Regions from separate parts of the Mus musculus genome. Here region 1 is linked to region 2. Evidence: chromatin contacts called from ENCODE POLR2A ChIA-PET data. All regions are on one chromosome and are shown on one strand. Each heading gives the region's core, a stretch centred on a gene start or an enhancer-like site at or near the end of the contact. The rest is flanking DNA. Distances are from core to core; before and after follow the strand shown.

Region 1 (5,786 bases), core at 521-3,020, 110 kb after region 2:
CACAATCCTCTTTTCCAGAGTCAGTGGTAATGTAATGGGGTAAAGCAGTCTTGCTCTTTCTTTGGGTTGGTACATATGTATAGTTTAGAAAAGAAAGGTTTTCTTTTCTTTAAAGAGCATTTATTTATTGATGTGTGCCTATATGGGTTTATGTGCTTCAGACTGCCGGGAACTGGAGTCACAGGCAGTTGGGCATCACCTGATGTGGCCGCTGAGAACCAAACCTAGGAAGGACTCCATCACTGAACCATCTCTCCAGTCTCCAGTATCCCTGTTTCTATACCATTCATCATTAACCTAATCATTATCAAAATCTATACACAAAGATGACCACCGGGGTCATATTTTACTGTTACACAAAAGCTGTCATGAAAATCTTCCTTTATTCATTGTTGTGTCTTGTTCAACCATCTCTAAAGCAAAAATTCCAATATTGGTATTGTTAGGAAAACAAATTTAGTTTTTTTCTTCATATTTAGGTTGCCGCGCCCTCCAAAATGTATGCATGAATAGTGCTAAGTTTGTCAGTCTTTCTAACTTTTTAATAATCATCCAGAGGGGTAACTTTTTGGTTTAAATATCTTTCCCTTTGTTGCTAGTGGCTTTAAATTTTTTTTGAAAATAAGTTTATTTGTAATGTATATGGGTGTTTTGTTTGATGCATATCTATACCACATGCCTACACTGCCCTTTGAGGCCAGAAGAGAGTTCTTGGTACAGTGTTTACAGATGGTTGTGATGCTGTGGGAATCCAAGCTGGGGCCTCTGCAAAAGCAGCCTGGGCTCTCAGCTGCCGGCTATCTCTTGCTGGTCTCCAAAGCTTTCTCCCTTGCCTGGACTTCTCAAAGCCTCCTTGTCTTTACTTCTATGTTCAGTGTTTGTTTTGTATTTAGATTGTAGCTTTCTTCAAGTGTCCTTTTTGCAATTTTCTTAATTTTACAATGAAATTCTAGAATTCCTTCTGAAGTGGGCAACAATAACAGACTTCGAACAAAGCGGAAAATTTCCAAAAATTTGGCCTATGGTCTTATTGCCTGTGTAAAGTTATCATCTAGCAAGGTGAGGGCTGCAGAGGACTGTACTGGGCTCCAGACAGCTGGAAGACTCTTGGTCCCAACTTCCTGATTTGGGGAAGGCAGAAAACCAGTATGGGAACTCCTTTGTAGGGCTGTGAAATAGAACTGGAGAGGATACAGGCTAAGAGCTTCCTCTAGGCCTTGGATATAGCAAATCCGCTCTAAATCTTTGCTATTATGCGCGGAAAGGGCAACGCACTTTAAAGATTCAGCCGAGAGATGTAGTTATCCAGGAACCCGGTGGGGCGAGTCTTGGGGATTAAGCCTTTTCCCCGGAGAAGTGCACAGCGGGAGTGAGCACTAGGTACCAATCCCGATCCTGCCCATTTCTTGGGATGTGACTGACCTTGGACAAGTCACCTTTTGCCTTTAACTCCACCTGGAAAACACACGAAAGACCACCCGAGCTCGTGCAGGGTTAGAAGGCGCGTGGGAAAGGCTCACAAAGGGCTTCTGAGACACCGTCCCGAAGCTCTCTCCAGTATCCTCGGCGCCGTCCGGCCAGCCGGAGGGATCGGCGACCCCGGCCCGCGCCCCCGCCCGCCTCAGGAACAATGGCTCCCCGGGAGGGGCGGAGCTCGGCGCCGGGGGTGTGCGCGGGGCGGGGTCGCCGCTCCCTCCCCGCCCGCGGCTCCGTCACGCGCCCCTCACCGGGCGGGCCGGGGTCTTTGTGACGCGGCGGCGACAGCCGCGCGGACACAAAGGGAAGGCGAGCCTGCGAGCTAGAAGCTGCGTCCGTCCCCGCCCCGCGCCCCCCGCGCGCGCCCCAGCTCCGTGTTCCCCACGCGGCGCGCTCCCTGCCCTCGCGCGCCCGCGCCCCTCGCCCGCGCCGGGGTCTCCCAACGAGGCTGTCCCGAGCGCGGAGGGCCGGGGCCTGGCGGGGATGCTGCGGGGCTGCCCCGGGCGGCTGCACGGCTGCTAGGAGGCGGCGCGGGGCCGGTGTGCCCGGCCTGCCGCTCCCTGAGCTCCCCGCCGTGCGGCCGCGACAGCATGGGCGCCCAGGCGCCGCTCCGGCTGCCGGCCGCGCCCCCGCTCGCCGTCTGCGGCTACACGTCGGTGCTTCTGCTCTTCGCCTTCTGCCTGCCCGGGAGCCGCGCGTCCAACCAGCCCGCGGGCGGCGGCGGGGACTGTCCGGGAGGCAGAGGCAAGAGCAACTGCTCAGGTAGGAGCCGCCGGCGCCCGCCTCTGGGGCTCCTCCCTTCCGCCGTTCTGGGCCGCGGGAGGACCCGGTGTGGACCAGGGTGCTGAGGAGTCCCGGGGGCCGGGCGGAGGGCAGGACGAGAGTTCGCGGTGCGGGCTTTGGGGACCTGGGTTGGGGATGGGGAGTGGTCGTTTGTGGGTCCGTAGGTGTCGAGTGGCCGGGACTAGGGCGGCCCTGCGGCGTGGTGAGCTGGTGAGGTTCCGCGAGACGGAGCAGTGATCCTGGGTTTGCTCGTGGAAGCGCGTGTAAAGTGTTGTGAAGCCCCAAGGGAGGGAGGACGGCTAGGCTTCAAGGGGAGTGTGTGCGTGTGTGTGTGTTTGTGTGTGAGTGTGATGGTGAGGAACTGGCGGACTGAGGATAAGGGCCTGAGAACTGACCATGTGTTGGTGGGGAGGTTCTTAAGAGTTCCTGGGTTTTAAGAGGGGTAATGCCGGTAAAAAGAAGGAGTGGTTATGTTTGTCCTTTGGGTTCAGGGGTGCAGTGGGGACCAAATCTGTCCACGGTTCTGTGCATCAGGGCAGCAGGGAGTCCCAGGAGGGCCCAGGAAGTGTTTTGTTGGTTGTGTCTGGACAAAGCCTGAGGCTCAGGTAACCACGCTGGAGTACGTATATAGGGTGAAGAGATGAGAGCCCAGTAGTGAACCCAGTTTGACAGAGGGAGGGAGCTAGGGAGTCATCTTGTGTGGGATTTGGGTATGAAAGGTAATTAGGTCTCAGAGAGTGCCCCTGTGTAGCTAGAGTAACCCCGGGTTAATTAAAGTGGTGTAGAAAGAGAGGCAATGGTGGTGTGTGTGTTTTGCAGGAGGACCTGGAAGATTGGCAGCCAGGGGAGCCAGGGAGTAAGTGACCTCTCCCCTCTCTCCAAGGCCGCCTGCCCTCCCACAGCTGTTGGAAACAAAGAGCGTGCTGGGGTTTTAATGGATGACACAGGGGAGGAGGGGGCCGGCCAGTAAAGTTCCCCCGTCCTTTTGGAAAGAGTCCCAGGGGAGCCAGGGGATTCAGGCCCTCGGGCGAGCAGAGGCTTCCGGGTTCTCTTGGGGGAGGGTAGGTCTGCTTGCAGCTGGCCCAGCAGACCTAGTGGTCATAAGCCAGCCCTTGCTCACTTGGGCTTTTATCACTTCTCAGACCAGCACTTGTCCTTTTAACTAGGGTTGAAGCGGGGAGGAGGGGTGCACCTGAGAGTCGATAGAGTCAGCTAGTGGGGGCCTGACAGACAGCCTGGGAGTTCGTGAAGGGGCTATGTTTATAGGACAGTGATTTAGGCGAAAGAGGCTTTATGCTGGCCTTTTTTTTTTTTTTTTTTTTTTTTTTTTTTGTGGTGGGGGACACCTTTTTTAGTAATTTTCATATGGTATGTTTTATGAGAGGTTTTGAGAACTAATAAAAATGGCATGCCCATTAAAAGCCTTTCCACCCATAAACTCTCTTCTATTTTTCTAATCGTAATTGGGATGGGATGACGCTTTAGTAAGCCGTCACTCTTTAAGAAGATAAGCTCTTTGTAAATCAGAGTGATTTGGGTTTTTTTTGGGGTACCAAATGATGGTTACCTTTTTTAGGTGACCACGCTGTCAAAATATCTTACTGGGTGATGTGTTACGGTTATTTGTGTGTGTGTGTATTTGTGTGTGTGTGTACCCTCTCTGCTTCTGTCCTAGTGCGTGGGGCAAGTGTTCAGAAAGGACTGGGCACTCACACGGTGTGGAAAGAAGGGGGCTCATCTGGAGGCCATAGCCCTTGCTGCAGAGCTGAAATTTGGGTGCAAGTCAGTAATTTTTTCACTAGTTTCTTCAATTAAAACAGATTTAGATTTAATATCTCATCCTTCCTTTAGAAATATTTGTCACCAATAATGAATGTAAATAAGTTATATTGTTCAATGTTTTCAAGGACTAAGGTATACTTTAACTATATTTTATTTTTATGTGTTTTACCTGTACACACACATATAATATTATATATATTATACATATAATAGATATATCTCACATGCATGCAGTGCCTACAGAGGCCAGAAGAGGGCAGGAGAAGAAAATGCCTCAGAACTGGACTGTCTATCATGTGGGTGCTGGGAACTGAACTCAGGTCCTCTGTGAGAGCAGCAAGTGTTCTTAATGGCTGAGACATCATTCCAGGGCATAATGACATCATTCCAGGGCATAACGACAGATTTTTGTTAGAACTCTCTGGGACAAAGAAGGCGAATGCACATTTTGGCTGATGAGTTTGAGAACTGTAGTAATCCAGTTTGTGCACACGATGCGTTTGTGTTAAATGCAGCTTGAGATGGCAAGTCCAAGGTTCCCTTGTAAAGTTATCTAAAGGGAGTATTGAGCTTTAAAATCTAAGCCCTGTCCTTGACTCCCTTTTGTTATCCTTCAGTTTGATATTTTAGACTTCTGGGATCTTTAATGGAGTCTGATTCTGTCAGGCTGTGTGTGCTGAGTTACTTAGAGTTTTGTGACATTTGTAAATAAGATGAGCTTATGGGCCTTATCAATAGAAATTATTTAGATTATAGAAGGGTTGGGTCCTTCAGTGTTTTATTGGAAGTTTGTGGATGCGTCAGTTAATCAGACATTCAAGAGGTGCATTCTTTTCAGTTGAGTTTAGTAGGTTTTCAAGCTTTTGGAGTTCGATATTTTCCATCTTTTTCACCAGACTACCCTTAAAAGATGTGGTCAGAGCATCTAGTTAGGCCACATCTCCAGTCTAGTGGAAAAGAAGATGCGGTTTAGAGCATGCCTTTATAAGGAATCTAAGTGTGCACACACACTCAGTCCTTCTCTCTTGTTCTCTCTCTTTCTCTACACACACACACACACACACACACACACTCGAGTGCTAGTGTGCACAGATTTATCTGTTTTCAAAAACTTGAGCCGCTAGGTTGCACGTTAACCTATAGATGATCTTCTGGATCTGCATGTGCCCTCTGGTGTTTTTTTTTTTTTTTTTTTTTTTTTTCTAAACATGAGGGTGTGTTCTTTAATTTCTGGTCTCTTGGCTCCTCGTCAAGACAGTGTAAATATTTAGCAGTAGTTTCTAAGTATGATCTGAAAGTTTGTTCAGCATCACCGAGTACAATTGGTTTGCCCAGGAAATGTATTTTGGAGCCAGCTTCGGGGTGTGCCGCTGTTCAGGGAGCAAGCTGCTTGCTGTGGGTGTTGTTCTTTTTGTCAGGGTCCTAGACTGAGTTTGGAGAGCACGCGCCTTTAAGGCAGCGATGCTGAATGGGCCTGTGCTGTCCTTTCACAGCATCTTCCCCAAGCGGGAAGCCCCTTTCTTCTCTCGTTTATGTAAGCTCTTTTTATTTGTCTCTTTCCACAGTACTCCACTCATTCTCGGATGCTCTTTTATCTTTGTTTACATTTCTTTATTTATAGTTACTCTTTAGAAATCTGATTCGTGAGGAGGCTTTCTGTTTACGTGACTTTTGTGAAGATGAACTAGAGCTCAACGCTGGATAACCTGAGATAACATTTTTCCCCACTCCTGATAGAAGCCGTG
Region 2 (5,848 bases), core at 2,690-5,189:
AAACAACTACCCATATCTTACCTTAATCAGCTATAAGAACAGAAAAACTACCAAGAACTTGAAAAGAATAAACTAAATGCAAGAACTACTTCCAGATAACATACACTATGCCCTCACCCCCAAGTTTTCTATGAAACAATCAATATGGATTTGTTTAGTAAAACTTTCTGAAGTAGGAAAGACAATACCAAGATTAGAGACAGGCAATATACGAAACCTAAACACTGTATAACAATACACCATATGGCCCTAAGGCAAATCATTTACTTTAAGAGATTAAACAGCTTTTCACAAGAAATAACATTCTACATAATGTGAAAGAAAAAAATTCACATTATCAAAAAAAGAGTCACAGTTTACCTTTATGTTAAGCTTTCTATTGTTTGTCGGAAGTGTTCTATCCTCTTTAAGTTGTTCAGGCAAATGTATAGCCTTTGTCTTAAAGTTTGTAGCTGTAGCATTTTCTAACTTGGGCTTCTTTTTACCAACTTTTAGTTTTACTTTCTGAAAATCATCTTGGCGTTTCCTTTTTTTGGTCATTCTTTAATGCTGTCAGAAAGAATGGAGACAATGATTAAAGCAAGGATAAGCGGTAAAAAAATAAAAATATTGTTTTCCAATATTTCTATTACTCTAACACCTCAAACATCACCATGAATCATGCCATCAATAACAATGCCGAAGAATCAGAATAGACAACAGGCAAAAAACCATTAAAGCATGCAAGAATTAGTTTGGTTAAGAAATGCTGAAAACAAGTCATTAACAACAACAACAAAAAAAAAAAAAAAAGGAAAGAATCTTGTTCTTTAACAAAATTCTTTCTTTGCAAGGTTTTCTGAACCATATAAAATTGTCAATGTGCAGTGGTGGCACACGCCTTCAGTTCCAACACTTGGGAGGTACAGGCAGGCAGATTTCTGAGTTCGAGGCCAGCTTGGTCTACAGAGTGAGTTCCAGGACAGCCAGAGCTACACAGAGAAACCCTGTCTTACCAAAAAAAAGAAAAAAAAAGAAAAAAGAAATTGTCAGTGTGCTACACAGAAACCTGAAATTTTTTGGTGTTCTTTTTGTTTGGTTTGGTTTGGTTTTTTTCCCCACTCTGGAACATACCACAGGTACACTTCTGTTAGAAATGCACAGTACTCAGGATTTAACAAAGTGTGAAAATTTTGCTATTTTTAATGAAAGAGATAATTAGGTTAAGTTTCATGAATCAAAGCTAGATGCTACAAACCAATCAAACAACAAATCAAATCAAAACAGAACAGAACAGGTAGGACCCAAGCAGGCAGTAAGGAAGAATGAGTATCTTATGAGCAAGAAAGCCAGGTAAAGGTCAGGAGTGGGAACATGCCTGCTAAGGACAGAAATAAAGGCACATTTTCATCGTTATAGTCGTAAATAAAAAAACAAAAAAACAAAACAGTATCCACCCTCTGCACCCCTCCCCCACCCCAAAGGTAAGCAACAAGATAACAGGAAATGTGATTTAAGAGGAATAAGAAAAGGACTAGTCAGGCCACTAAGTAAACAACTCAAGCACAACCAGATCACCTTGTACTTTTCTTCATTCTCCATTACATTCTTTCACCTTCCATTCCAATTTTCTTGCTCACCAACCCTTTAATCTGCATGCTTCCTGCCCATTCCAAAGTCACTGGCTTTAAATAGTCCTTATTTCTACCCGATTACTACTCAAGCTTCCCACTGGTAAATGCTTTGTCTACACTGTCTCCTCTATGAGCCCCTGGCCATGGTCATCAGACAGCTTTCTACACACAGATGTGACAAGGACAGGGAGCTTTCCTTGCTCTTATTCTTTATAAATGGGGCACTCCCTAACCATGCCAAGGCACCAAGCCTCGGCAGGCACTCAGGTGGCTCCCACAACCCTCTCCAGCTTTTCTTAAAGCTCCTTTCACATTCTTCAAAAATAATAAATTCTGTCTTCCACTGCACACCCAGTTGAGCACTTCTGGTCTAACAGAATTACCTTAGGTCATAAAGTCATAATGCTACACATGGGAGATTTAAAAGTAAATAAATAAAAGTTTACAGTGCTGATAGAATGAATGGATGAATGAATGAATTCTGCTAAGACAGCATATCCAAATTCATAGATTTATGACCTTAGGACCCCTTAAGTAGAAGTTGCCTACTACACAAGAGGCTAAGAGCTGGCTTTAAAGGGAGCACAGTGCATTTGCCTGTGTCAATACTAGACCTGCAGAAAGACTGCTTGAGCTCAGGCACTTTGAGGAACCTGATCAATACAGCAAAATACCATCTCCATTTAAAAAAAAAAACTATTTCTAGAATCGGTGTGATTCTTATCCAAACATATTTTCTACTGTGGTTATGTATCTATAAGCCAAGGTACAGTTACCAGATTTTACCAGATTAAATAAGTAATTGCCCTGTCCATGCTTACCATACCCAGAGCTGTAAGCTGACAGTTGTTTCAAGCACACATGCATGTGTTAGTCAGCCTCAGGACCAACACCTACCAAACATACAAGCCTCACACACCCAGAAAGCCCCGGGACTCATCCCTTTTAATACAAAGCTGGTTTTTACCTATTAAGCAAGCATACTCTGTAAGTTTTTTCTTACAATTTTATCAGTAGTGTTTCCAGAGATAAAAGAAAACGGTTCACAAGAAAGAAAAATTGACCCTGTGACATCTTGCATTATCCTCTAGGCACTCTTTCACGTGTGATGATGGGTCGGTCGGTCTGTCTCTAGCAATCTACATCAGACCTCATTCTCAGTAAGTTGTGCCGTATCACTTCAAGTACACTCTCATCAGTCTGCTAGGAAAATTATGAGGGCTAATAACTTTTAAATCTCGACAATTATTTACAGAAACATACTGACAATTTTTTTCCCACTAGGAACTTGGTTAAAGTTCCATTAGATGCTGCTATTATTTCCATTTAAAGATTTTCGTAACACTGGAAGTCAAATAGCTCTACTAGACTAGACCACTTTTACAGCAGTAGATAGTACAAGGAAGCTAACTCCAGCCTCGGAGCCTGAGCTCTCACTGGACTTGATCACCTTTTTGGTAAGCTTGAAAACTCACATACACATACACATACACATACACATGCCTGCTGCAGGTCAGTCTTAATGCTAACCTGAGCGGAAGAAAGACTGCAACTTAAGCAGACTCCCAAGTAGTTTGCCCTGCGGCCAGCCCATTACCTTTCCTCCTTATTTCCAACTATTCCCGCTCTCCAAAAGAAAGGAAGAAATCAAGGAGAGAAAGTAAGCATTGCAGCAGTTGGCCTACGGTGATTCTCTCCAACCCTTCGCGTCTCCAAAGTTCCCCAAATTCGAGGGGGCAGAAAGAGAGGGTCCTCCGTCAAGGGGAGGGGGAGGAGGGCAGCGATCAGATCCGCCCGCCCGTTTTCGAGCTCGCACACCAAAAATGGAAACTCCGTTTGTCTTTTTTTTTTTTTTTCCCAAAGAAAAACCATGGTTCCTATACCTCAGTGGACGTCGAGTGGAGTCTCTGGCCCGACCCCCACACGCCGGCCTAACACCCGCCGAGCCTCCGAATCGGACCGCGGCCGCTTGAGGCGTTTCGGAAGCCCCTCGGCCGGCTCTCACGCTCGGGGTGGGGGGACAGCTAGGACCCCGGCCGCCCTACCCGCCGCCACAGTCCGTCCCTCCGCCTGGGCCTCGCGTGTCCGCGCCCCAGAAGAGCCGTGCAGGACAGACAGACGCCGCTCACCTGAGAGCCCGGACGGACCCGGAACGCGGAGACGCGGCGGAGAGCGAGCGACCGTCAAGCCCCGCAGGAGCACGCCGTGAACCGCCGGCCGCAGGCTTTCCGCTCGCTCCCAGAGCGTGTTTTCAAATCGCCTCGTCCTCACGCGGACGCGTCTCCTTCCGCCGCCCGGAAGTGGGGGCCCTCCCTCGCCGCGCTCACGTGACCGCAGGTCGCAATCGCGCGCAGCCGGAGGGCGGGTCCAGATTTGCACGCCACGCCCCCTCTAAGAGGGGCTGCGCCGGAAGCTGGAGGAAAGAGAGGAGGGTCTAGGGTCCAGCAAGCCGAGTCAGGTCTTCCAGCATCCTTGGCTTGGAGGATGTTGGCTGGTTACAGCTTGAAAGGCGGTCTTCTCCCCCCAAGGACTTCAGTTCTTCAAACCTGGAGCTAGAGAAAAGTATAAACTGAGCTTAATTGAGGAAGGAAAAAGTTTCGGACAGCAAAGATAGCATTTCTGGGAAGGGTAACCTGGACTAAAGGCAAATAGACAAATGCTAAGAGGTTACAAACTATACCTTGTGGCAGAGTCCCGGAAACCTAGGACAGGGTTTTCCCCAATTCAACATTTTCAGCATATAATTAACTTCTACTAATCAAAGTAAGTGGATTTAGAGAAATTTGAGACATTAAAATGCCTACAAAGAAGATGTGAAGAAAGAAATCTTGAAAACAAAACCATCTAAAGATTGACTTAGCCACATATAAGGAAAAGCATACAGATAGAGTGTCAGCCTAGAGTCAAATTTGTCTTTGCAGCTTCCTACATATAAGAACTAGAAAAGCCTAATACCTTATATTGAGGTTCAATATACGAAGTAGGGATAAAACGATAATAACTAAATTCAGGAGACCCAAGCATCAGAATTAAGGTCACACCTCCTCTGTGTTAATGAATAAAGAATAAAGCCAAAAAGCCACCACACAGACAACCTCCCCTCCCCCACCGCACCTGCCTTGGGAGTTGATGACATTATATGTAAAACTATAAAATAAAAAAAAAATTATAAAGGCTTATGCCACCTAGATATGCCCCCTAAACTCCAAAATGCTACCAGCTTATTCAGAACTTCTCCCTTCAGCTTTGCAATGTATATCTATCTCAGTATCAACAAGGACTAAAAGATAACTCTGCACATCCATTCTGAAATATTTTCCTACAACCTCTTCACCTTAAATAGCATCCCATCCTGCCAGTTACTCAAGCCAAACCTTAAAAGCTGGCATCTTTCTGAGACCATGTGGCTTCTAACCCAGGAGAAAAACCAGCTGGCTCTGACTTCCACTATTAATCACCATCTCCCTGGCTACCTTCAAGGTCCACATCACCCCGATCAGAGGAAAGAGCCGGGAACACATTTCTCTCCATCTTAGACCCCATACAGTCTAACATTTGCAGAGCAGTTCTCGGAATATTTTTTTATATATGGCAAAGCATGTCACTATAAAACTCTTCGGTGGTTCCCCATGTCACTTACCCCCCCAAATCTAGAGTCCTTCTGATGGCCTCAAATCCTACCATATTGGAACAGTCCTTTGCAGTCCTCTGAGCACTGTTTTGCTATGTTCCCTTTTCTCTCTGTTCCTGTGACCTTCACTTCTTTGCTCTCCTTAAATACAAGAGACGTGTACCCCTTTATCTTTCTAGTTAGACCTTTTCTTTATATTCCTATCTGCCTGAAGTACACAACCCAGTAAATCCACTGGACAAATTTCCCTCACTTGAATTTGCTCAAACATCTTCTACCTTCAAGGTATGCCTATCCTGGTGGCCTGAATTAAAAATCATAACATATTGTCCTACATATAGACATTTCCTTCCTCTGCTCAACATTTTTCTTTCTTAGGGTGTACCACCTTCTAATGTACTGTATAATTTACATACCGCTTACTACCTGTCCCCCTCACTCACCACTAAAATATATGTTTCATGTTGCACCTCTGTTTGGTTCAGTCTATATCCTAAATACCTAAAATAGTGTATGGAGCATAGTAGGCCCACAATAAATATCAACAAAACACATGCTATTTGGTAATGTTCAGCCATAGTTCTTTTGTTTCCTATTTTGGTGT

Evidence for each region. ChIA-PET counts read pairs that join two places held with the same protein, here RNA polymerase II (POLR2A).
Region 1: POLR2A ChIA-PET joins it to region 2 with 31 read pairs in embryonic stem cell. The contact joins the promoter of Tmeff1 here to the promoter of Tex10 in region 2. POLR2A ChIA-PET finds 5 or more read pairs at or near these places in 5 of 5 experiments (Patski and embryonic stem cell).

Annotation. Positions count from the first base shown.
Region 1 is chr4:48,583,404-48,589,189 of GRCm38, forward strand. It overlaps Tmeff1 (transmembrane protein with EGF-like and two follistatin-like domains 1), which reads left to right and starts at 1,771. Exons shown (of 10, transcript NM_001356272.1): 1 at 1,771-2,238. The coding sequence starts at 2,067.
Region 2 is chr4:48,469,524-48,475,371 of GRCm38, forward strand. Tex10 (testis expressed gene 10) reads right to left here and starts at 3,940. Exons shown (of 15, transcript NM_001355740.1): 1 at 3,743-3,940; 2 at 361-549. The coding sequence starts at 540.